3 separate regions of the Mus musculus genome follow, and regions 1 and 2 are each linked to region 3. A link is a loop called in an ENCODE intact Hi-C map of the cell type or tissue named here. Cell type or tissue: left cerebral cortex. All regions are shown on one strand.

Region 1 (8,000 bases), 140 kb after region 3:
CAACAAGTAAGTATTCTTAGCATCGTAAGTGTTTTCTGTATTCTGATTGCTTCCTTTCCCCATTTCAGATAAGGTATACTTATTTTCTGTCTTTTCCCCCATGTGTTTGTGTGTAGTTTGCCTATGTCTGAGTTTCTTTTTCAGTTACTGTGATCAAATAATCTGACAAAATCATTTGAAGGTTAAGGGGGCTGATCCTGGTTCCAAGTTCCAGATCATATCCATGATGGTCGGGGAAATCACAGTGGCAAAAGCCTAAAGCATCTGGTCACATTGTTCTGCAATCTGGAAACAGAGGGAGTGTCTCATCCTGCTGCTCCTCCAATCGCTCTCTTTATTTGTGTATTTATGAAGTCTATGGAATGGTACCACTCACGGTGGGCTGGTCCATCCACCTCTACATAGTCAAAATAATTCCTCATTGGCTTGCACAGATTTCCATTTCACAAGTCATTTTAAATTCTGTTAAGTTGATATCAATGGTCACAGTGTTCCTACCCATGTTTGGGAGTAGAGGTATATGGGTGGGTGTACATATATGTAGAATTCAAAGACTTATATCAGGTTTATTGCTTGATCACTCCTCTCTTTATTATGGAAGCAGGGTCTTGCTGAACCAAGGGTTTGCCAATTCTAGCATGTGTAGATAGCCAGCTCAGAGTGGGTTTCTGCCTTATGAGTACTAGGATTACAGGTTTGGGGCCTGAGGATCCAGACTCCAGGACTTGGGACTTGTTTGGGAAACACGATATGCTGGCTATCTCTCTAATGCTTTTATTTTGCAATAGGATTTCACAGTTTCTGGCTAACTTCTAACTCTCAGTATAGCCCATGCTAGCTTTGGACTTCGAGCAGTACTTCTGCTTTTTTTGTTTGTTGGTTTGTTTGTCTTGTTATTTTGAGACATGCTTTCTCTGTGCAGCCCTGGCTGTCCTGGAACTCACTCTGTAGACCAGGCTGGCCTCAAAGTCACATCAACCTGCCTGCCTCTGGGAAAGGTGTGTACCATCACCACCTGGCAAAAGTTGCCTCACCCCACCTCCCATTTATTGATTGATTGATTGTTGATTTGTGTGTGTGTGTGTGTGTGTGTGTGTGTGTGTGTGTTTTGTTTTTTCAAGACAGAGTTTCTCTGTGTTAAGAGAGCCCTGACTGTCTTGGAACTTGCTTTATAGACCAGGCTGGCCTCTAACTTAAGAGATCCTCCTCCCTCTGCCTCCCCAGTACTGGAATTAAAGGTGTGTGCCACCATCACTCAGCTCTATATTGAGTTTGCGTTCAGAATCCTAATCAGAACAGTTTGATACTGTGAGGAATTGTCAAGCCTCCATCCACAGCTCCCTTCTGGGCTCTAAGAACTTTATTGCCAATTGTAGATTGGGTATGTCCTACATCCAGATAGCAAGGGATGTCACCAGGCTGACTTTCATCTCTAGCCTCCATAGATCTTTTTCATGCCAAACCTACTGAGAAGTCTGCTGGCAAGCAGCAGGCCAGTACAACAGGCTATAGCATAATTTGTTAGGCCAACTTTGACGATGTCATTTGGTATAGTTCATGTGCATATACTGTCCCGACTGTTATATTTCCTATATAGGGATATGGATTCTGACAGATGCTATCTCTGTTACATGAAATTTCATCCTGTATTTGGGTTTGTTGTACTTATTGTGTTTGATCATCAATCCCTCCATTTTCTGGGAAATGTTGTGGTTTCATTTTTCTTTAGAATTGCATACTGCTCCTCTTACTTATATGTACTAGCTGGTCATCCATTAACTTCTTGATGAGTGATTTTTGAGACAAAGTCTCGTGAAGTCCAGATTTACCTCAGACTCACTGTGTAGCCATAGCATGCCTTCGTTCTTCTTTCCCAAAGTCATTATTTTAGACATATGTCTCGCTCTTTTATTGTTTAGAGGGTTTTTTATGTTTGTGTATTTTTAGACACTGTTATAGGCCAGGCTGGCCTCAAACTCAACACATGACGGAGAATTATATTCAGCCCCTGGTCCTTCTACCTTTACCTCCAACTCCCAAGTGCCAAGATCATAGGTGTCAATATGACAGTTTTTTACTTATCCTTGATAGTTACATGCATATATAAAAATGTATTTTGATCATGTACACAATCTTTCATGTTCCCAACTAACTTACCTTTCCTCTTCCTTCTTTCATGTATTGTTTTGTTTTTTAATTTTTTCCTAATCCGCTGAGTTTAATTTGGATGTGGGATTCTTGGGTAACTTACCAGTGGCTACATCCCTGATGAAAAATTGTTCCCTCCCTCCTCCAGCAACCTTTAACTGCCAAAAGTTCCTCAGGGAGGGGTGGGTCTTGGTGCCCCTCCCCCATTCTTGCTGGAATGTTGACTGACTTGTTCTCTTTTTTTTTTTTTTTTTTTAAGATTTATTTATTTATTATATATAAGTACACTGTAACTGTCCTCAGATACTCCAGAAGAGGACATCAGATTTCATTACGGATGGTTGTGAACCACCATGTGGTTGCTGGGATTTGAACTCGGGACCTTTGGAAGAGCAGTCGGCGCTCTTAGCCACTGAGCCATCTTGCCAGCCCGACTGACTTGTTCTTGTACAAGTCTTAAGGGCTGATAACCAGTGTGGCTGGGAGTTGAAGAGTCCAAGGGCCCTATCAAGTCTAGAAGACAATCTTTCCCAACATTGCTTCCCTAAGTGGGGGAAATGGAATATTGGGTAATGATCATGGAGTTTCGTTTTGGACTAATGAAAATGTTCTGAAAGTAGGTGTACCGTGATAGTTTCACAGTCTAATCAGTGGATTACATTTCACTGAACTACATGCACCTTAATAAGAACTTTTAAGAATAAGTGAATTTTTGAATGATTTCCTAAGATAAAATAACTATAGCCTGGGCAGTGGTGGCACACACCTTTAATCCCAGCACTTGGGAGGCAGAGGCAGGAGGATTTCTGAGCTTGAGGCCAGCCTGGTCTACAGAGTGAGTTCCAGGACAGCCAGGGCTATACAGAGAAACCCTGTCTCAAAAAACCAAAAAGAAAAAAAATATATATATACACACACACACATACACACATATATATACATATATATAATCTCCATGTTTCTGTAGTTATTGATAGTTTTGTTGCACCATGCTTCTGGAAAATAAGCATTTGCTCAAGTTTAGTAGCCTTGTTTCATTTTGTTTTTGTTTTTGTTTTTGTTTTGTTTTGTTTTGTTTTTCAAGACAGGGTTTCTCTGTATAGCTCTGGCTGTCCTGGAACTCACTCTGTAGACCAGTAGACCAGGCTGGCCTCGAACTCAGAGATCCGCCTGCCTTTGCCTCCCAAATGCTGGGATTAAAGGCATGCGCCACCACTGCCCAGCACCTTGTTTCATTTTAAGTTGAATAATTAAATTATTTTTACAAATTTCAAATCGATGACAATTGCCTTAAGTGTGATAAACTACCACCTGTCTCAGTACTTATCCAGAGGTAAACACTGGCAGGCATTTACTGATTTTCATCTCCAGACCCCTTTTAGTAACCGTTTCAGTACCTTCCTTTTCCAGTACTGGGAATTGAACCTAGGGACTCATACATGTTACCAGTAAATGTGCCCCCACCAACTTTATACTTATTTGTTTGGTTTTGGGGTTTAAAAGTTGTTTTCCTCTTTTAAGATTTATTTTTATTATTTTTTAATGTATAAAAAAACATTATCTGGGGCTGGTGAGATGGCTTAGTGAGTAAAAGCACTGACTACTCTTCCAAAGGTCTTGAGTTCAAATCCCAGCAACCACATGGTGGCTCACAACCACCCATAATGAGATCTGATGCCCTCTTCTGGTGCGTCTACAGACAGCTACAGTGTGCTTATTTATAATAAATAAGTAAATCTTTGAGCCAGAGCAAGCAGGGACTGAATGAGCAGAGTGCACCTGACCGAGTGGACCTGAGTGGAGTTGACCAGCACGAGCGGAACGGACCTGAGTGAGCAGAGGTCCTAAATTCAATTCCCAACAACCACATGAAGGCTTACAGCCATCTGTACAGCTACAGTGTACTCATATACATAAAATAAATAAGTAAATCTTTAAAAAAAAAAACAAAATCTGTCTGTGGGGGAGTGTTTGTGTGAGTATAACTGGTCTCAGAGCTTAGAAGAGTGCACCAGATCCACTGAGGTGTAGTGAATGTGCTTGTGAGCTGCCAGTGTGTGTACTAGAAACCAAACCCAGATCCTCTGCAATAGAGCTACTCCGTCTGAACTCTGATCCTTGACTTGAGTCCCTGGTTTCTGTATTTTGACTCTTATGCATTCTTGCTTAGCTATCAGCTTAACTTTAAACCGGGCTAACCTTAACATATGGTGCTCCTCTTGCCCTACTTTGCTTTTTATTTTGAGACAGGGTCTAAATTGCTCAGGCAGGCCTAGCTCTTGTTCTCTAGATACAGCATGTCTTGAAGGTGCCATGTTCCTGCCTCAGTCTCTCAGGTAGCTAGGTTCATATGCCCAGCTTTTTTTTCACTGAAGTTCTTTTCTTTCATAGGTGATGCTGGGAGCAGAACTCCAAAAGACCAGAAGGTGAGTTGGGTTGGGTATAGGAAGTTAATCATGAAATTGGGCTGGAGGGATAGGTAGAGTTAAGGAGAGCATGCTGCTCTTCTAGAAGACTTGAGTTCTGTTCCAGCACCCATGTTGAGAGTCTTTCAGCTGCCTGTATCTCCAAGGTATCTAGTGCCCTCTTCTGGATTCTAGAGGCACCTACATACAATTGGCATTCACTTACATGGGTAAGCAGAAATCAGACATAGTTAAAGCCAGGTCTGGTAGCACACACCTTGAATCCTAGTACCAGGGAAGGAAAGGCAGGTGGATCTCTGTGAGTTCAAGGTCAGCCTGTTGTATATGGTAAATTCCAGGACAGCCAGGTCCATGTAGAGAGACCTTGTCTCAAAAAACCAAATAATAATAACAACTAGAAATAATATAGCCGAGCATGCTAGTACACACCTTTAACCTCAGCACTGAGAAGTCAGGGGCAAGTGGATCTTAATGAACTTGAGGCCAGCGTGGGTTACACGGAGTTTTAGGCTAGTTAGAGCTACAAGTGAAACTGTCTCCAAAACCTTCATAATAATAATATGTGGCTAGAATGGTAGTTCTGTGTTTAGGAGCACTCACTGCTCTTAAAAAGAACCTGGGTTCAGTTCTCAACACCCAAATGGTGACTGATAACCTTCCATAAGTTCACTTTCAGAGGATCTAATGTCCTGACTTCATCAGGCACATATGAATTTCAGTTGTTTCATACACACACATACATATACATATATGTGAATACACATATACATACACATATGTGAATGAATTTGATGGACTATCAATGTTGGTCATTTGGGGTGTTTACCTAGCATTCAGCAATCTTTGGGCTTAGTTCACCACTATACCAGAGGTTTTCTGGTGATGCATGCCTGTTATCCCAGCACTCAGAAGAGATGGAGGCAGAAAGATCAGAAGTTCAGGCTCATCCTCGGCTTCATACCTTTGAAGGCTTGGAATATAGATAACCCTGTCTTTAAAACAAAAAACAACAGTGCTGGAGAGATGGCTCCATGGTTAAGATAAGCACTGGCTGATCTTCCAGAGACTAAGGTTCAATTCCCAGCACCCACATGGCAGCTCACAACTGTGTGACTCCAGTTTCAGCGTATCCAGCACTCTCATATAGACTATATGCAGATGAACATCAATGTGCATATAATGAAAAAGCTTTTGAAAGTAGTAATGAGGGCCTGGAGAGATGGCTCAGCGGTTAAGAGCACTGACTGCTCTTCCGAAGGTCCTGAGTTCAATTCCCGGCAACCACATGATGGCTCACAACCATCCATAATGAGATCTGGCGCCCTCTTCTGGAGTGTCTGAAGACAGCTACAGTGTACTTACATATAATAAATAAATAAATCTTTAAAAAAAAAAAGAAAGTAGTAATGAATTTTAGCCTAAGCATACATTCAGTTTAGTTTCAATGTATTCACCATATAATAAGTCCCATTCATTACAGTCATCTTGTAGATATTGCAAGAATGCAGAAAAATTGAGAAGTTGCCTCTGTCTGGCCTTTTAATACAGTTGAATCTATTTTAATTATTGAAGACAAGTTCTTCACAGGCAGTGTTCTTTATCGTGTTTTGTTGTTATTGTTGATTTGTTTTGGCTTTACTTATTTGCAGCATTGGGATCTAAACCATGGGTCCCTATGCATGTTAGACAAGAGCTGTCTAACTCATAATACTCAGGGTTTTTTTCCCTTCTATTTTCCTACAGCTTCGTGAAGCTATGGCTGCCTTAAGAAAATCAGCTCAAGATGTCCAGAAGTTCATGGATGCTGTCAACAAGAAAAGCAGTTCTCAAGATCTACATAAAGGTTAGTGTGAGAAGTGCCTGCATAGGTGAGAGGTGAGTTCTTTCTGGAATGTTACTGACAGTCAGCTTTCCATCTCAGAATGCTGTTTGACTTGTCAGTCTCTTTTTTTGTTGGTGGTGGGTTTTTGTTTGTTTGTTTTTCGAGGCAGGATTTCTCTGTATAGTCCTGGCTGTCCTGGAACTCACTCTGTAGACCAGGCTGGCCTTGAACTCAGAAATCTGCCTGCCTCTACCTCCCAAGTGTTGGGATTAAAGGCCTGTGCCACCACCGCCCGGCTCTGACTTGTCAGTCTCTTTTTAACATTAATTTTATGTCCACAGTCAGTCTGAGAGTTATTGATTGATGCGGTGGCTCAGGCTGTTAACTGTTGATACTGTTGCTGTCAATAAGGAGTTGTCGATAGTCGTTCGTGGCATAGGCTGGTAGACTATGCCAAAGGAGTTAGAAATGTGCTAAAGTTCTGTATTCATTTCTCCTGTTAGCATAAACAGTGGATTGTCTTGTGCTTCTGCCTCTATCCAAGAGTTTAGCAAGAGTTGCTAATGGTCACAGAATTTCAGTTTCCTCTGTTTCTACACCACCTTCTGTTTTTGAGATAGTATCTTCTATATCCTAGGCTGGCCTTGAATTTTCTGTGTTACTGAGGATGACTGTAAACTTTTGATCCTCTTGTCTTCTCTGAGAACTTGAGATTACAGGCATGAGCTATTATGCCAGGTGTATGCAGTGCTGAGGTTCAAATCCAGGGCATTGTGCTTGCTAGGCAGGCAGTCCAGCAGCTGAGCTACAGCCCATCCTACCTTACTGTCCTCTTGACCTTACCTTTCTCCATCCAACCACTCAAATCACTCTTTATAACAACTCTTGTTTATAGGAACCTTGGGTCAGGTGTCTGGAGAACTGAGCAAAGATGGGGACCTGATAGTCAGCATGCGGATTCTGGGCAAGAAGAGGACTAAGACATGGCACAAAGGCACCCTTATTGCCATCCAGACTGTTGGTATGTGTGTTCAGGCTGGAGGAAGGACTGAGCAAAGGTAACCTGTAGGGCATCCATTGCTGACTGTTTTTCCAAAGCCTTTTCTTTTGTCTTCTATGTTGCACCCAAGACTTAACATTGGAAATAACAGTTTTTTGATTTTCTTTTTTAAAATTTTGGTTCTCTTTTCTTTTATACAGGGCTAGGAAAAAAATACAAAGTGAAATTTGACAACAAAGGAAAGAGTCTGCTATCTGGGAACCATATTGCCTATGATTACCACCCTCCCGCTGACAAGCTGTTTGTGGGCAGTCGAGTGGTGGCCAAGTACAAAGATGGAAATCAGGTCTGGCTTTATGCTGGCATTGTAGCTGAGACCCCTAACGTCAAGAACAAGCTCAGGTATCTGGACAGGGATTGTAGATTGTAGGAGAATGGGGCCTGGTGCCATCTATTCGTATTGGGGTCAGAATTTCACTGTTAGCTTTTATGTCCTCAATTCCTTCCGTATGATCTGAAACCGTTTCTCTCTCGCTCTCTCTTTTTTTCATGGTGTGTGTGTGTGTGTGTGTGTATATACTTTTTTTTATTTTAGATATCTCTG
Region 2 (8,000 bases), 340 kb before region 3:
TAGGTTACTTGTTATGGAATATAAGCCTATTTGTTCCTGTGTCTGGGTAGGGTAAGGGTTGTGGAGTGAGGAGTCTGTTAGAAATGCAAAGGTCTCTAGCCTGAGACACTGATAAATGGGAGATGTGCGCATTCTTTCACTTCCCCAAATCACTTGGGATTTCTTAGTAAAATTCTAGCAATGGTCACCCCATGTGTATGTATGTGAGTCACATGTTGCTGGCCCCATTTGTGATCTTTGACTTTATTCAGTCTTCTTTCCCCCTTTTTTATTTTATTGATTTTTTTTTTATAGTTAAGTCTGTTAGTTTGGTTAAAAGAGATAGGTGGTTTAGCTGATTGGGTCTGTGACCCCAGCATTGTGGGGAATTGTGATTCGATGTAAGCATGGGATACAAATGAAGACTCTTATCTATCTCAAAAGGAGAACATTTTTGCTTACTTGATTACCATATGTACTTTAAGATAAAGACAGCAAAGGTTGTAGTTGTGGGTCTGGTTTCCGTAGGTGAGTGCCTTCAGTTAGTCACTTAGAACTTGAAGAATTTTTCCATAGAACAGCTGAATGCCTTCTTTACAGGGTACATGCTTACTGGCAGGGCATAATGATGATGCTCTTATAATCCTAGTATCAGGAAGTTGATGTAGATAAATCACTTCTAAGTTTGAAGCCAACTTGGGGTGCATAAAACCTGTTTTAAACAAACAAACAGAAGAGAGATAAATAGATCTTAAAGGATTTTAATACTTTCCCTCAGGATGAACTGAGATAGTACCATAGTGACATTCACTTGGCCATAGTTCCAGTAAGTACAGAAGAATATATCGAGACCTTGAAATAACGGTCGGACATCCTTTGTCTTAAATGCTTGGGACAAAAGTTTTTCAGATGCTGCTTTTTCAGTCTTTTAGACATTTTCATAGCATTTGAGCATTTCTCATGTGGGAATTTGAAAATGTAATCATCAAAAAGTTTTAATTTCAAGAGATAGGGGTGGCTCATTGGGTAAAGCACTTGCTACACAGATGTGAGAGACAGACAATCCCTAGAACAAGCATCCTGCCTCAGTGTACAAAGTGGACAACAGTCAAGGAAGACTCCAATTAGCCTCTGGTCTACATACACACAGGTACATACATGTGGATATGCATGCGTGTCTGCACACCACACATACAAAACAAGTCAAGTTTAAAAGGCTTCCAGGGTTTCTGAAACTGGGAATATAACTCAGTTGGTAGAATGCTTGTCTAGCATGCATTAACTCCTAGGTTGGATCTCAGCCCTACATAATCCAAGTATGGTGCCATACACTTTTAATGTCAGCTCTCGAAAAGAGATGGGGGGATTGGGGATGGCTAAGTGGCTCAATTGGTAAGAGCACTGACTCCTCTCCTGAAGGCCTGAGTTCAAATCCCAGCATGGTGACTCACAACCACTCGTAATGAGATCTGATGCCCTCTTCTGGTGTGTCTGAAGTCAGCTACAGTGTACTTATGTATAATAATAAATAAATCTTGAGAGGGGGAGAGGGAGGTGTGTGGGGGGGTTGAAGGGAGACTGGGATATTAGAAGTGCAAGGTCATCCTCATCTACTGAATTCAAATACTGAATTCCAGCCAGCCTGAGATACATGAGGTCCTATTCAAAGAATCATTTTGGATTTTGTAGTATTGGCGATCTTAGGTTTTTAGATTAGGGACATTCAGCCTCTAATACAAATTAAAAATAGGAACTAGACTTAATCAGATTTTATGTAGCTGCCATAAGTATTTGTCAGAGGAATATGAGGATTTTTTTTTTTAAACAAACATGCTTTAAAAGTATAGGGATTTCTTTTTTTTAAGTTTTATTTTACTATCAAGCCCATTGGTGGAATTAGAGTGAGGTTCCAGCAAAGGTTTATTACTAAGAATCTGTATGTGTCTGGGGTGTGTGTGTGTGTGTGTGTGTGTGTGTGTGTGTGTGTGTGTGTCTACAGATGCCCTTGGTGATCAGAAGCTGGAGCTACAGGGGCTTGCTTGTCAGCCACCCAAGGTGGGTACTATAAAGTTGGATCCTCAGCAAGAGCAGTGTGTACTTTTTTAAATAATAAAGTTATTTTTTATTTATTTTTAAATTATTTATTTATTATATGTAAGTACACTGTAGCTGTCTTCAGACACTCCAGAAGAGGGAGTCAGATCTTATGGTTGTGAGCCACCATGTGGTTGCTGGGATTTGAACTCGGGAAGAGCAGTCGGTACTCTTAACCACTGAGCCATCTCTCCAGCCCCAATAAATTTATTTTTATGTAGGTGTTTATGGGGAGTTGGACAATGTGCGTGTATGTGGGTATATGCCAGAAACATACATATATAGGTGCTTTTGAAAGCCAGATCTCCTGGAACTAGAGTTTAGAGACTTTTTTTTTTGTTTTTTGTTTCTGTTTTTTGTTTTTTGAGACAGGGTTTCTCTGTATAGCCCTGGCTGTCCTGGAACTCACTCTGTAGACCAGGCTGGCCTCGAACTCAGAAATCTGCCTGCCTCTGCCTCCCGAGTGCTGGGATTAAAGGCGTGCGCCACCACGCCCGGCTAGCAGTAAGTATTCTTAACCACTGCACCATCTCCAGCCAGCTTCTTCCAGAGGGTTTCCTCCATTTCCTAGTACTGAAATTGAGCGCAGAGGTTGTACAGTAGTTAGCATAGCTGCATTGCCGACGCAAAATTTATTGTTATGTAGGTTAGGGAATTTCAAATTGTATTCCATAGAAGCAGCAAATTATAGAAAGTAGGACCCAAGTGGAGTTCTGGATTCTTTTACTTCCTCAGATTCTTAGCCAGTGCTACTGTTTGCATTTGCTGAAAGTGAACAACTTCTTAAAGAAAAAACATTTATGAGCCATAATACTTTCACTTAGTAAAAAAAATTATACTATCAGTCTCACCACTTAAAAATAACAAATAGCCAGGCGTGATGGTGCACGCCTTTAATCCCAGCACTCGGGAGGCAGAGGCAGGTGGATTTCTGAGTTTGAGGCCAGCCTGGTCTACAGAGTGAGTTCCAGGACAGCCAGGACTACACAGAGAAACCCTGTCTTGAAAAAACAAAACAAAACAAAACAAAACCAAATAGGTCAAGCACAGTTAGTGGATGCAGGTGATTTCAGCAGTTTTGAGGTGGAAGCAATAGGCCAGTCTGAGCTACAAAGCACGACTGTCTCTCGACCTCCTCCCTCAGATTTTAGTTGATGGTTTTTCTAAGTGATGCATACTCACCTAAATCCCTCTATAATTTATGCTTTGGTAACTCATTTTTCTTTTTAACAGTTGACAATGATACACCAGTTACCCTTGGGGTATATCTTACGAAGAAGGAGCAGAAGAAACTACGGAGGCAAACAAGAAGGGAAGCACAGAAAGAGCTACAAGAGAAAGTCAGGCTAGGCCTGACACCTCCTCCAGAGCCCAAAGGTATGTGCCTGCTGGCCTGCTACCATAGAGTGAGTGAGTCAGTCAGTCTGTCTTATAAAGGCACTTTAATGTCTTTGATGGTTTTTCTGAATCATTTACAGGATTTTTTTTAACCTGTGATGTTTTCTTCTGGCAGAACAACACATTCATTATAGAAGTCATTTAGAGCTTGTTTTTAATTATTTTTTGTTGTTGATGGTTGTTGTTTTTTGTTCCTGCTCTCAAGCACTGCTTATTTCAAGTCTGCTCAAAATTCACATTTTACAATAATTCCTACATTGAAAAATCTTACCTGCTTAACTCAGATTTTATAGTAGTTCAAACTATCTAAAAAATTCAGTATACTTATATCATAAAAAACATAAAACTTAATTTCTTATTTCTCATTTCTCATTCATTGGCATTAAAAATAAATAAACTCCACAAATATGCAACTATTGTTTTCTTGAGTATATAAATGTGTGTGTGTGCATATATATGTACACACACACACATTTATACATATAAACATACACACACACATATATGTGTGTGTTTGTATATATGTATGTGTATATACATATATAGAGGAGGCAATATACCTAGAAATAGTATATATAAATACTTTATCCTAGCTAGAGAAGTAATTTAAGAGATTAGGAGATTGATTGCTGCTTTCTTTCCATTGTAGTGAGAATCTCAAATTTAATGCGAGTATTAGGAACAGAAGCAGTTCAAGACCCTACAAAGGTAGAAGCCCATGTCAGAGCTCAGATGGCAAAGAGACAGAAGTAAGTGGGGTGCGGTAGGGTGGGATAGGGCAGAGCCCAGGACACTACCTTTCCAGACCCTCCTGGGGTTGGTATTGGAGGGAGGAGAGAGTCCTCTGTTGCTCTCTCTTTCCCTTAGCCCTGCCTCTGATCGGCAATGCCTTTCTCACTTGTGGATGTCCTTCCTGTCACGACAGAGCGCATGAAGAGGCCAACGCGGCCCGAAAACTTACAGCAGAACAGAGAAAGGTCAAGAAAATTAAAAAGCTTAAAGAAGACATTTCACAGGGGGTGCACATATCTGTGTATAGGTAGGTGTCCACATTGACAGCTGTCTCTGTTTCTTTTTTGAGACAGTGTTTCTCTACCTAGTCTCAGCTATCCTGGAACTCACTAAGTAGACCAGGCTGGCCTCAAACCTAGAGATCCACTGCCTCTGCCTCCCTGGTTCTCGGATTAAAGGTGCGGCCCATTATGCCCTCCTTGCACCTACATTCTCATTATCTTCCCAGTCCTTAGGACAAAATCACTGTGGCCTTCAAGTATACCTTATTCTTTTGTGGTAACTACTTCATTTCTCTAGAAAGCAGTAATTTTTTTCTTTATTACCTTGTCTTTATCCTGAGGATCTGTAGTAATAGGCCTTTCATCCACACTTCAGAATATATTTGTACCCAGGAAATACATTTTTACTTTTTTATTAATGTCTTCATTTTAGTCTAGGTTAAGTTTATATATGCATTCCACTTTTTAGATACACTTATTTCTACTAAATAGTTCTTTATCAGAAGTGGCACATTATAATAAAACTTCTGTTTATTCAGATTAAAATTTTTGGACCAGATAGGATGATGCATGCCTGTAATTCCAGCACACAGGAGGAACAGGACAGTTCTGAGTTTATGGCTAACCTGAACCACGTAGCAAGTTTTTGGCTATCCCAAACTGGAAAACAAGACAAATTCTAATAATAATAGAGGAGCACTTCCTGAAAGAGTCCCCTTCCTATTCTCTGATCTATTAAGATACTATCTATAGGTAACTACTATTTACAGTTTTTGATGTCTCCAGAAATTTTTTTGAATACATGGCATCTATACTATAGGCATCTAGAGGTGGCAGGATTTAAAGCTTTTTCTACCTTCTGGAACACTGGGCTTGCAAGCTTTTTTGGATGATAGTACCTCTCCTTCATTCATAGATTCTAACTACTTACTGTGAAGAAGTATAAGACCAGCAAAGGGAGGCAGAGGCAGTCAAATCTCTCGAGTTCAAGGCCAGATTGGTCTATGCAGTGAGTTCCAGGCCAGCCAGACTACATGATGAGACCCTGTATTTACAAGAGAATAAAAATATAACTGCATTCCAGAGGTCTTGATTTTAGATCCTCTGTATTTGCCATTCCATTCAGGCAGCTTCTAGTGATAAAACTGAAGACATGACTAAAGTTTCCCTCCTCCAGAGTTCGAAATTTGAGCAACCCAGCCAAGAAGTTCAAGATTGAGGCCAATGCTGGGCAGCTGTACCTGACAGGGGTGGTGGTGCTGCACAAAGATGTCAACGTGGTGGTAGTGGAAGGGGGTGAGTGCAGAGAGTTGAGGGAAACTCTCTAGACAACCCTAGCCCTAAAGCGATTGGCAGTGGGGAGAAGGGAGGAAGATTTCTGTGAGACCGCTGTTGTGTTTCCGATTCTGTGTGTCTGCAGAAGAAGTCTGTCCTGGTCCTGGGGCTCGTTCCCCTTCCCATTGCTATCTGAGTAGTAGATGGGCTCAGCTCAGAGGTTCTTCCTACTCTGTCATCTTTCCAACTCGCAAAATTCTCTTTTCAGGCCCCAAAGCCCAGAAGAAATTTAAGCGTCTCATGCTACATCGGATAAAGTGGGATGAGCAGACATCTAACACGAAGGGAGATGGTGAATTGGGGTTAGAAGGGATTACATGGGAGAGCTGGGGGAGGTGGAGTGATAGTTCTGTCTATTCTTCATCCATTCTTCCTGGAATAGTCTTGTGTTCAAGAAGTTTAGACAGAATGTTTTGTTTTGTGTGAGACAGGGTCTCACTGTATGGTACTGGCTGGCCTTGAATTCATAAGATCCACCTACCTATACTTTTTAAGGGCTGAGATTAAAGATGTGTGCCCCCTGCCCAGCTAGGTTGACTTAAACAGTACTGCTGCATACACCCAGCAGGCTTTTCTCTTTGACTTAGTTTCAAGTTCTGGTTGCAAGAGTGTATTTAAAGTCAGCAAACTATGCATTCGTGTGTACAATATCTAACCTGTATTATTCTTTACTTAAATTTCTTATTAGCTACGTCACGGTAGTTCACACCTGTAATCTCCTAAGAGTTTGAGGTCATCTTGAGCTATGGAGCAATTTTAAAGCAGCCTAGGCCACATGAGTCTCAAAAAAAGTTGGTATTTCTTTCTAATCACTCCAGACTAGTAGTATCCACCCATGACCCCAGCACTCAGAAAGTGGAAGTAAAAAGATCATGGGTTTGAAACCAACACATGCCAATGTAAAGCAGATATGGACTACATACAGTCTCTGACTTCCCCACCCCAACCCAATTCAAAAGACCATTGAATGTATAAAAAATAGATTTTCACATCAACAACAACTTTCTACTTTAAACAGGAAAGAATACTTTGGGTTTTGTTTTGAGACAAGGGTAGCCCTGGCTGGTCTGAAACTATATAGACCTAGCTGGCTTCACACTCAACAGGAAAGATAACTTTGGAGCTAGCATTAAAGTTTAGTAGTTTAGCACTTGTCTACCATGTTCAAGATCCTGCACACTGAGAGCCAGACAAGGTGTGGGGCACAGGTAAAGAAAGAAAAGATATATTTAGTGGGGCATGGTTGCTGAAGCTTGTAATCCCAGCTCTCAGTAGGCTGAGTCAGGAGGATGGTCTCAGTAAATAAATTTAATCCAGCACTTGGGAGGCAGACCCTGCTAAGTTGGAGGCCAGCCTGGTCTATGTAGCGAGAATCTGACTCAAAAAACAAACCAAATATTGAGCTTTTTTTGTCTTTTCCAGATGATGAGGAATCTGATGAAGAAGCTGTGAAGAAAACTAACAAATGTGTACTAGTATGGGAGGTTAGTGTCTCTGTAAAACGCTGCAGTTCAGTTGGCCGGATGTTTAGCGTGGTTTTTAGAAGTTGGTCTTTAGCGTGTGCCGGTGGGGAAGCATATGGAGAACAGTGGCAGTAGGAGTACACGTTCTCAGCAGGAAGGTAGTGCCCAGGCCTCAGACGCACAGTAACGCACGCACTAGACGGAAGAGTCCGGGCTTGCCGGGGAGCCAGTGATGAGTGCTTATCTAATGCTTTAGAGTCCGAGTTCCATCCTTGGCTTTACAGCAGAACAGGACCTGAGCCAGACGGTGTCAGGTTTCATTGCCTTATCTATAAAATATGGCTGTTATTTGATCTACCTGGCGTGTTGGTTGTAGTGAGAGTAAATTAGAGCAGGCCCAAATTCAACTCCCTTACTCAGTTGGCAGGGCTTTCCTCCTGTAACTCCAGGTCCAGGGGACATGACCTCGTGGCTTTGACAGGTGCCTGCACTCACATGAACACATTCTTTATTTAAATTTTAAAAGATTTATTTTTGTGTATGAGTGCTTTGCTTGCATATATATGTATATCTACATCACATACATGCCTCATGGAAGCCAGAAGAGGGTGTCAGATCTCTCAGAACTGGTACAGATAGTTGTGAGTCACTATGTGGGTGCTTAGAACCAAACCGGGGTCCTCTCTAAGAGCAGTAGTTATGCTTTTTTTTTTTTTTT
Region 3 (8,000 bases):
TAGTGAGATCCTGTCTAAAAATAACAACGGCTGGGGCACCAGCCCAGGAATGGCACCATCCACAGTGAGCTGGGCTCTCTCCCATCAACCACTAAGAAATGCCCTACAGGGCCAGGGAGATGGCTCAGCAGTTAAAAGCACTGCCTATTCTTCCAGAGGTCCTAAGTTCAATTCCCAGCAACCACATGGTGGCTCAAAACCATCTGTAATGGGATCTGATACCCTCTTCTGGTGTGTCTGAAGACAGAGATAGTGTACTCATATACATAAACTTTACAAAAAGATTCTAGTTGCTTAAATGGAGGATAAAAGTAATTTACAAAAAGCTAAAAGAGGGTTGAGGAACATGACTCAGCGGTGGTGGGCTTTCCTAACATTATGAGGCCCAAGGATCAACACCCAACATGACAGTAAGGAAAGACAACTGACCCAATGTAGCACCTAATTATTTACAACACTTGAATCTACATTAATGGATACACGTGGGACTCTACTGCTAGACTCTCGGGTGGTAGAATGTCTGATGAGTACTGCATCTCAATCATTAAAATCCCAAACTAGGTCCAGTTACAAGAGTCTCCAAGCGCTTCCCCAAAATCCAGGCATGTGACAGATCATAAGAGTCTGACTTGGCCAACCACACCCTAAACTCCATTTACTTCCATAAACACATGTGAGGAATTAGGAAATGAGGGACTGTGAAGCACAAAGGATATTACCACAAATATAGATTCAGTTCCTAGCTGGATTCCTGGCACAGACCCCAGGATTTCTAGACCCCAGGATCTCAATGTACCACCTGAGTAGAGAGAGCCCAGATCCACATCTGAACTGTTTAAAGCTCACAATCCCTTCATCTCCTTTTAACTGGGAGAACACACTGGGGAAAGACATCAGGATGCCCCATAGTGGCTTCAAATCCAAGAACACTCCCCAGCAACTTCTGTGAGATGAGACAACCCCCACTCCCAGACAGTGTGAGCAGTAGTCTACTGACTACTCCTGATGTGTCAGGATCAGGTGGGTACACGAGAACAGGGCTAAGTGACCAGGGCCCTGTGAGCTCTGAGTCTTGAAATGAAGATTCAACTACGCTCTGTGCCTGTGTGTGTCGAGCTCACTTATGAATGCTTAGTTGTGCATGTCTGTAAAGGGGTCAGGGAGCCGCAATCAATAATATCACACAACACAACACAATTTATAAAAGAAAAAATACTTTGTTTTAAAATCTTTGCTACATGTCATTATTTTTGCCACAGTTAAGGCTTAGCACAGATGGGCAACAAGAAAAAACAATCAAAAATAAAACCGTGAAGGAAAAGCAGAGCGAGCCCCTCAGAGAAGCTTCTCCCCGCCCCCCCTTCTTCAGAAGCCCTGTAATAACTGTACATTATAGTTCAGATCACAGTTAAAAACAAGTCGGTTATTAAAAAACAAGTATTTTATTGGAAACCCAACTTTTTGGTTCAGTAAAATGTGATATAAATATATATGTATACTGTATGTGTGCACATAGAATAAAAAAATAGCCTCCTTTTCCACTCTACTGCCTGGCACCAGACTGGAGACAAACGGAGGGAAACTTAGTAACATTCCCTCAGCCTCTCCACGAGCCTCTCCTTGCCTGGGCTCCTCATGCCCCATCAATACACATAAGAGGTCTTTTCCATATTAACTTAATCTTTGACAGGAGCCAGTTTAAGGAAAAAAAAAAAAAAAAAGGCTGTTGATCTAGGAGACTCACCTGAGGACGGTAAAGGGTAAAAGCAGTTACCTGCATCTGCATTTCTATGGCTATAATTATCAAGTGACCCTGTTGGGATTTAAGTCCACCTAACACAGACTTATGTTTGTGCTCTAAAGCAAACCCCAATTTCAAGATTGCAGAAGGAGCAAAGAACACCAGACTTCAGCAGACCTAAAACTGTTTTGGTGACAGGAAGGAGAGGCTACTGTGCAGGAGGCTATTTGGTTTGCATACTCGTCAGTGAGGACTTTCACTCAAGATAGCTAATCCAAGAAGTTGAGTTTCCATGCAGAAATAACCTCTCCAGAAAAACATGTGTGACTCTGACAGAAAAATGCAGCATTATCCTTGTGGGCAAGTCTGGGATTTCTGACAGTGTTCATGTAGCCAGCCTATTTTGGTAATATCTGCAGCTCTTCCCAATGAGTTGAAAGCACCAAAGAGCAGGAGTCATCCAGCTTGATCACTGTGTCTGTAGGAGACCAACCCTAGCAACAGAAGGCTGGGGGTTGGCCTAAAGTTCCATTTTGGCTGGGTATGAATTTAAGTGCAGCAAAGACTTAATTTAAATACTCTTTGGCTGCAACACTAAATAGAAAAATACCTGAAAAAATTAATTTTCTTAGGACACTTTAAAGAGCAAGCACAAAGTCAAAGAAGATCTGGGACAAATTTTGCATATACTCTATAATAGGGAACAAAACATAGGAGCTCAAATGCCCCCCTCACCCCATCTGTCTCTGTCTCTTACTCTCTCTCTCTCTCTCTCACACACACACACACACACACACACACTCACTCACTCACTCACTCACTCACTCACAAAGATAAGTGTTCATGCTCTCTCTCAGGCCTCTTTCTGGAGACTGCTCACGTCCCAAGGCTCCACACACCCCTACTGTGTTTCATGATCCTCAGTGATGAGGGCATTTCTCCTTTCCTCCACTCCATTCAGAATTTCTATCCAAACAAGCCACAGTATCCAATTAGTGCCTGTCAGATTCTTCTGTTCTGCCCCTTGACTCCAGCACAAATCATGTCTGTGCAACTTCTGGTCAGAAGAAATAAGGACAGGAATTCAGGCCTCACCTATCCTCAAAATTTCAGAGGATCCTAAAAGCCTGGGAAATTCATTTAATTTCTTCTATAACGTTTCTTCAGCAAGTCAAGGGGTGGAAAGGGTACATATCAGGGGTGAGGGAAGGGAAGGGAGAGGAACTTTTATTCTGTTTACAAAAGATTTGCTTTTAAAAACAAACAGTGATTTCCCCCCACCCTTATCCTCACCCCAATAGTTCTATTCGGAAAAGGGGGGAAACATAGTTAGATCAGGAAATTCTTCATTGTTGTAGGTGTTGCTTTGGTCTCCCAGCATGGACAGCATTTCCTAATGAGAAAAAGGGTAGACTTGGGTCACATACCCTTATTTTAGTGAGTTCCCTTCCAGGACCCCCTTCCCCCACCCACACCACCACCATTCCTGAGCCGCACAAGTCTGCATGGCGAGTTCTCTCAACCTCCCTCTTCTGAGAACTCTTTCCTCATTCTCTGTTCTATCTTCCTCTGAGATCATTTATTTTCCTCTTTTCTTGTACTCAATATTTTTAACTGAAGAAATATGCATGCCAACATTTCATTTAACTCCTACAGGCACATCTGAAATGTGCCTAATCACATCTGTTCTCAATCAAACCCTATGTTGCCTTCCTTTGGTCTTTCTGACTGGCTTCTCTGAGATGACCACATTCAATCTTGCAGGCCCCTCAAAGGAAACAGATACTTATAGCTATGATCAGTATGTTCTACTCCATATATTTTCGTATTCTTCTATTTAAATCCATAACTACTACTTTGAGATGTAAATCTCTGTATAAAATTAAAATACCTTTCTTTAGCATCTTTGCATGTTGCTTCCCATCAGTACCTCTGCCTGGTCTGGTTACAGGCTATGTTTATAATTGCTTCAACTGCTGACATGCATCCTCTGTCTCATTCCGTTCAGCCCTAACCAATACCATGTGCTTCTTTCTTCCTCTCTTCCCTGACCGATCTCTCTCTGAAGTCTTTACCCACTCACTTGAAAGACCTCAGGCTGGCTAGGTGCTTGTGCTTGTGTCTGCTGAACATGCTGCTCACTGGAACTAGACCGATGATGGGGCTGCTGGCCCTGCCACTGTGGCCAGACACCCACGCCCTCTGCTGTCCGGGCCTGGAACTGTCCTGTGGTCTGTCCAGTCTCAGGAGCTAGAAATAAGAATAAGCATTTATAGTTGTAATGGAGAGGAGAAACCAGCACACAACTACGTGTAAGTCAGTAGTCTCCATATGCTACCTTCTGCTCTTCTCTCTGCTGGTCAGGGCTGCTTCTATTTTCAAAACTCAGTCTCACAGTAAGTTTCATTTCCTAGATAGCATTTCTGAAGAATTCCTTGTTCATTTACATATGCAGTCTATTAAGTAAGATTGTTATACATATTAAAATGATTCACATGGTCTTTAACTACAGGAGTTAAATGGTTTTCCTATACCATGTTTTTATAATGATTCTTAAGATTCTTACTGTCTTGTGTATGGTGCATGTGAGCTCATGGTGGCGTCAGCTCTCTCCTGGATATGAACTCAGGTTACCCGGTTTGTGTGTCGAGCACTTTGCACAATGAGCCATTTCAACAGGCCCTATGCAAGGCTGTTTAAAATCAAACAGACCTGGACCATGCATTTCCTTATAATTCGGTCAGCACATGCAGGACGCAGGGAAAACAATCATAACTGCCAAGTCCTCCTTCTTTAGTAGTTTGATTTTCCTGTTATCTCCCTTGTCTGCACTTACGAAAGTTGGAGCCACGGTTGGGGAGAGCAGGGTAGGCAGCAGTACCAGATGAGGCAGTGGGAGCACCCGGAAGAGACATAGCACTGAAGGAGGAAGAAGTCTGAAAGTTGTTCACACCAAATTGGGAAGAACGAGTCTTGGCTGTAGCCTGGGTGGGCACCTGCTAAAGGAAGGGGGTACAGAACAAAGGATTGTTAATCGTGTACTGCATTCCTGTAAGTCGATACTCATCAACCACTACCTTCTTCCAAACCCAACCCATTACCTGCTTCTAATGTATACTTCTGATTAACTCCCAATTCTTCCTAAAACTAAATGTTTTAGGAAACTAAAATAAAAGTGAAAAAGAAAAAAACAAAGAATTACAAATTGTGATAATTAAGCTCACTGGATCATGAAATGGGAAAGAGACACTGACATACAAGAGGGACTGGTTGGTAAGAGGGAGAGGCATCACTGGTCTGGAGTAGAACACGTTATGATCAAAATACACTGTATACGGGTCAGTGTGGTGGCACATGCCTTTAATCCCAGCCAGCACTCGGGAAGGAGAGATGAAGGCAGATAGACCTCTTGTGAGTTCAAGGTCAGCCTGGTCTATTAAGTCAGGTTAAGGACAGCCAGGACTCTGTTATACAGAGAAACTCTATTTCAAAAAGACCAAAAAACCCAAAACAACACTATATAAATACATGAAAACATTATTAAAAACCCATTCCTGGGGCTGGTGAGATGGCTCAGTGGGTAAGAGCACCCGACTGCTCTTCCGAAAGGTCCAGAGTTCAAATCCCAGCAACCACATGGTGGCTCACAACCACCCGAAATGAGATCTGACGCCCTCGTCTGGTGTGTCTGAGGACAGCTACAGTGTACTTACATATAATAAGTAAATAAATCTTAAAAAAAAAAACTATTCCTATATATAATCAGCTCATAAATTATGGCAATTAATAGAAAGCATAACATCCATGTGTGTCCAAGTTCAACATACATGTACAGGCTATTGTGCACAAATTAATGGGAACCAGAGATCAACATGTCTTCACTTCATTTGTGTGTGTTCATGTGCATGTCTCTGTATAATGGTTGCATGTACACACAGATGTCAATAACACTGGGTGTTTTCCTTTATTATTTTCCACATTATTATTATTATTTCTTTTTTCTATTGTCTTTGGAGTCAGGATTTCTCTGAGGTCATGGAACTCACTCTGAAGACCAGGCTGAACTCAAACTCAGAAATCTACCTGAATTGGCCTCCCAAGTGGTGGTATTAAAGGTTTCCACCTTATTTTTAGTGTGCATGAGTATGTATGCACATGAGAACACATGCATGCTCTGGCACGCATGTTAGAGGACAACATGCAGGAATTGGTTCTCTCTTCCCCCCAAGGAGATTGGGGATTAAACTCAGGTCATCAGGTCAGGCTCAAGTGACAAAACACTTTCCCAATGGCGTCATCTCTCGGGTCCCAATGGTAGAGTGTTATAAAAGAGAAACCACTCACTCCACACTGCACCCGTTTCTAGATCCTTTTCCTAAAGGCACAACCATTTTCTTTTTTACTGGAATCCCTATGTGTTACAGAGGAATTTGGTGGCATCTTAGGGAGTTCACACCCACACTCAGTTCTGAGTGCTTCTCTTTTGCTCTTGACTTTAAGTGTAAATCTGCAAAGGGTTGTTTAATATAAATTCTAAATCTGCCTCAAAAAGAATAGAAAAAAATTGGAAAAAATAAACTAGAAATGAAACCTCACTGTTAACCCCACCAGAAGAGACTGTTACTTGGCACAGTGGACAATGTCCTCTTTTATTTTCCATTATGCTATTTTGGTTTTGTTCTGTTCTTTCTTTTATGAGACAGTTTATCTCTCACTATGTGGCCCAGGCCCATGCTCCTGCCTCAGTCTCTTTGTTGAAATTAAAGCTGTCCTTTCTCACACCCATTTACTGTATATTGATTAAGAAACTAGTTATTGCCTCTAACATTTTTTGTGAGATACAATAATTTCTAGAGACCGTTTTAAATCCACAATTTAAAAAGTAACTCCAAGGGAGATAATATATGCATGCTTGATTATGTCACCAGTATGAAAACCATGGTAGCAGCTGTCATCAACATCACGGCACATCCTGACCAAGAGTCATGGGCAACATTCCTGAGTATTTTTACACATACACAAAAAAGCTATAGAGAACAATTCTGGAGTCAAGTTTGAGTTTTCATTTTTTTTTAAACTTTTCTAAATTATTATATAGACAAGAGAAATACATAGTAATAAATAAATTTAACATATTTACTATATATTATATAGATGGATACTATATTTTCATAAATAAATGAATATAATTACTAATTTTCTACTTTGGTACTATATTACATAGTCCTAAACAAAGACAAACTCTTTGAATTTACTCCAAACAAGCCTGAGACCAAAGCTGTTCAAACTGCTGTGAATGAGCAGTTCTGTCTTAAGGTGAGCATATGAAAACATAGGTTCTAAAGAGACTTCTGGATGTTATCTCTGGTATTTTAATTATCTAGCTCCTCGCAAAAAAGATGAAAATTAAAAGATGAAGAACAGGAACTGAAAAGGAGGTATCTGACAATAATAAATTTACCTGGAGGAAAAAAAAAAGATCCCACAAACAACAACACACAGGGTCAGACAGGTAAGAGGCGCTACCTGGGCGGCAAAGCCTGGGCGGGAGCTAGAGGTCCAGGTCGGCGCTGATCCCTGGGCAGGGTTGGAGTGACGTGAAATCTGGGCCAGTATCTGCCCTGCAGAAGATGATGGCTGGACAATGGTTACAGGAGGGGTAAGACCACTATTCCTAGGAAGGAACAAATAGAAAGTGAAGGTTAAAAGGTTGACTCCATCACAGAAGCTATGAATCAAAGGACACATTCTATCCCTAGATTCCTCTGATTTCTTGGAGTTAAGGAAAACCTGATAAATTTAAAAACACAAGAAAGACTGACTGTCACACACTGACCACACAGAGACGTTTGGAACCTAGAGCAAGGCAATAGAATAGGTGCAAAAACAGGAGGAAAAGCAGCTTCGTTGTCTCACCCTAGGTCCAGTAAGTTCTACTGCTTTGTCTGAGGTGACCAGAGAAAGCAAGGGAAGATGACACACGGATCCAGCAACTGAACCCTGCAGAGCCCTGTCAAGCAGCACACACATATGGGGCTCACCTGAAATTCTCTGCCGGCCGGGGGTTAGGAGGGAATGAGCTGCCCTGGGAGAACAGCTGTTGGGTGGCAGGGACAGTGCTGGAGGAGATGCCTTTACTCTGATCTGCAGACCAAAAGGAGTTGGGGGAGGGCCATCAAGGGGCTGTAGCACATAGTTTAATCAATTCCTACTTATTCATGAAGTACTGTAACTGAAGTAGAAGTATGCTGACTGGGCA

What was found. Peaks named below come from ENCODE experiments on the same cell type or tissue, not always from the same donor. Only the 100,000 strongest peaks of a DNase experiment are listed, where the experiment ranks them.
Region 1: it touches region 3 in a loop (4-fold over the local background); 3 of 42 quality-filtered maps call a loop at or near these places.
Region 2: a loop joins it to region 3, with 2.7 times the contacts of the local background. A loop is called at or near these places in 4 of 42 quality-filtered maps.

What each region holds. Positions count from the first base shown.
Region 1 is chr3:95,346,413-95,354,412 of GRCm38, reverse strand. It overlaps Setdb1 (SET domain, bifurcated 1), which reads left to right. Exons shown (of 22, transcript NM_018877.3): 4 at 4,540-4,574; 5 at 6,318-6,417; 6 at 7,292-7,417; 7 at 7,597-7,798. Among named protein-coding and RNA genes, the nearest start is that of Setdb1, 6.8 kb to the left of the region's middle. In left cerebral cortex, CTCF peaks have their summits at 3,812 (motif pointing left), 4,746 (motif pointing left), 5,758 and 5,958; a DNase peak (open chromatin) is centred at 4,729.
Region 2 is chr3:95,831,864-95,839,863 of GRCm38, reverse strand. Prpf3 (pre-mRNA processing factor 3) reads left to right here. Exons shown (of 16, transcript NM_001316751.2): 10 at 3,307-3,450; 11 at 4,121-4,220; 12 at 4,397-4,510; 13 at 5,662-5,780; 14 at 6,028-6,111; 15 at 7,242-7,303. Among named protein-coding and RNA genes, the nearest start is that of Rprd2, 17 kb to the right of the region's middle. In left cerebral cortex, no CTCF peak of the experiment used is centred here; no DNase peak of the experiment used is centred here.
Region 3 is chr3:95,490,438-95,498,437 of GRCm38, reverse strand. Arnt (aryl hydrocarbon receptor nuclear translocator) reads right to left here. Exons shown (of 22, transcript NM_001037737.2): 18 at 7,783-7,885; 19 at 7,268-7,415; 20 at 4,578-4,740; 21 at 3,825-3,991; 22 at 1,198-3,134. The coding sequence ends at 3,045. Among named protein-coding and RNA genes, the nearest start is that of Ctsk, 4.8 kb to the left of the region's middle. In left cerebral cortex, CTCF peaks have their summits at 2,083 and 3,955 (motif pointing left); DNase peaks (open chromatin) are centred at 3,331, 3,958, 6,163, 6,651 and 1 more place; H3K27ac peaks cover 1,177 bases.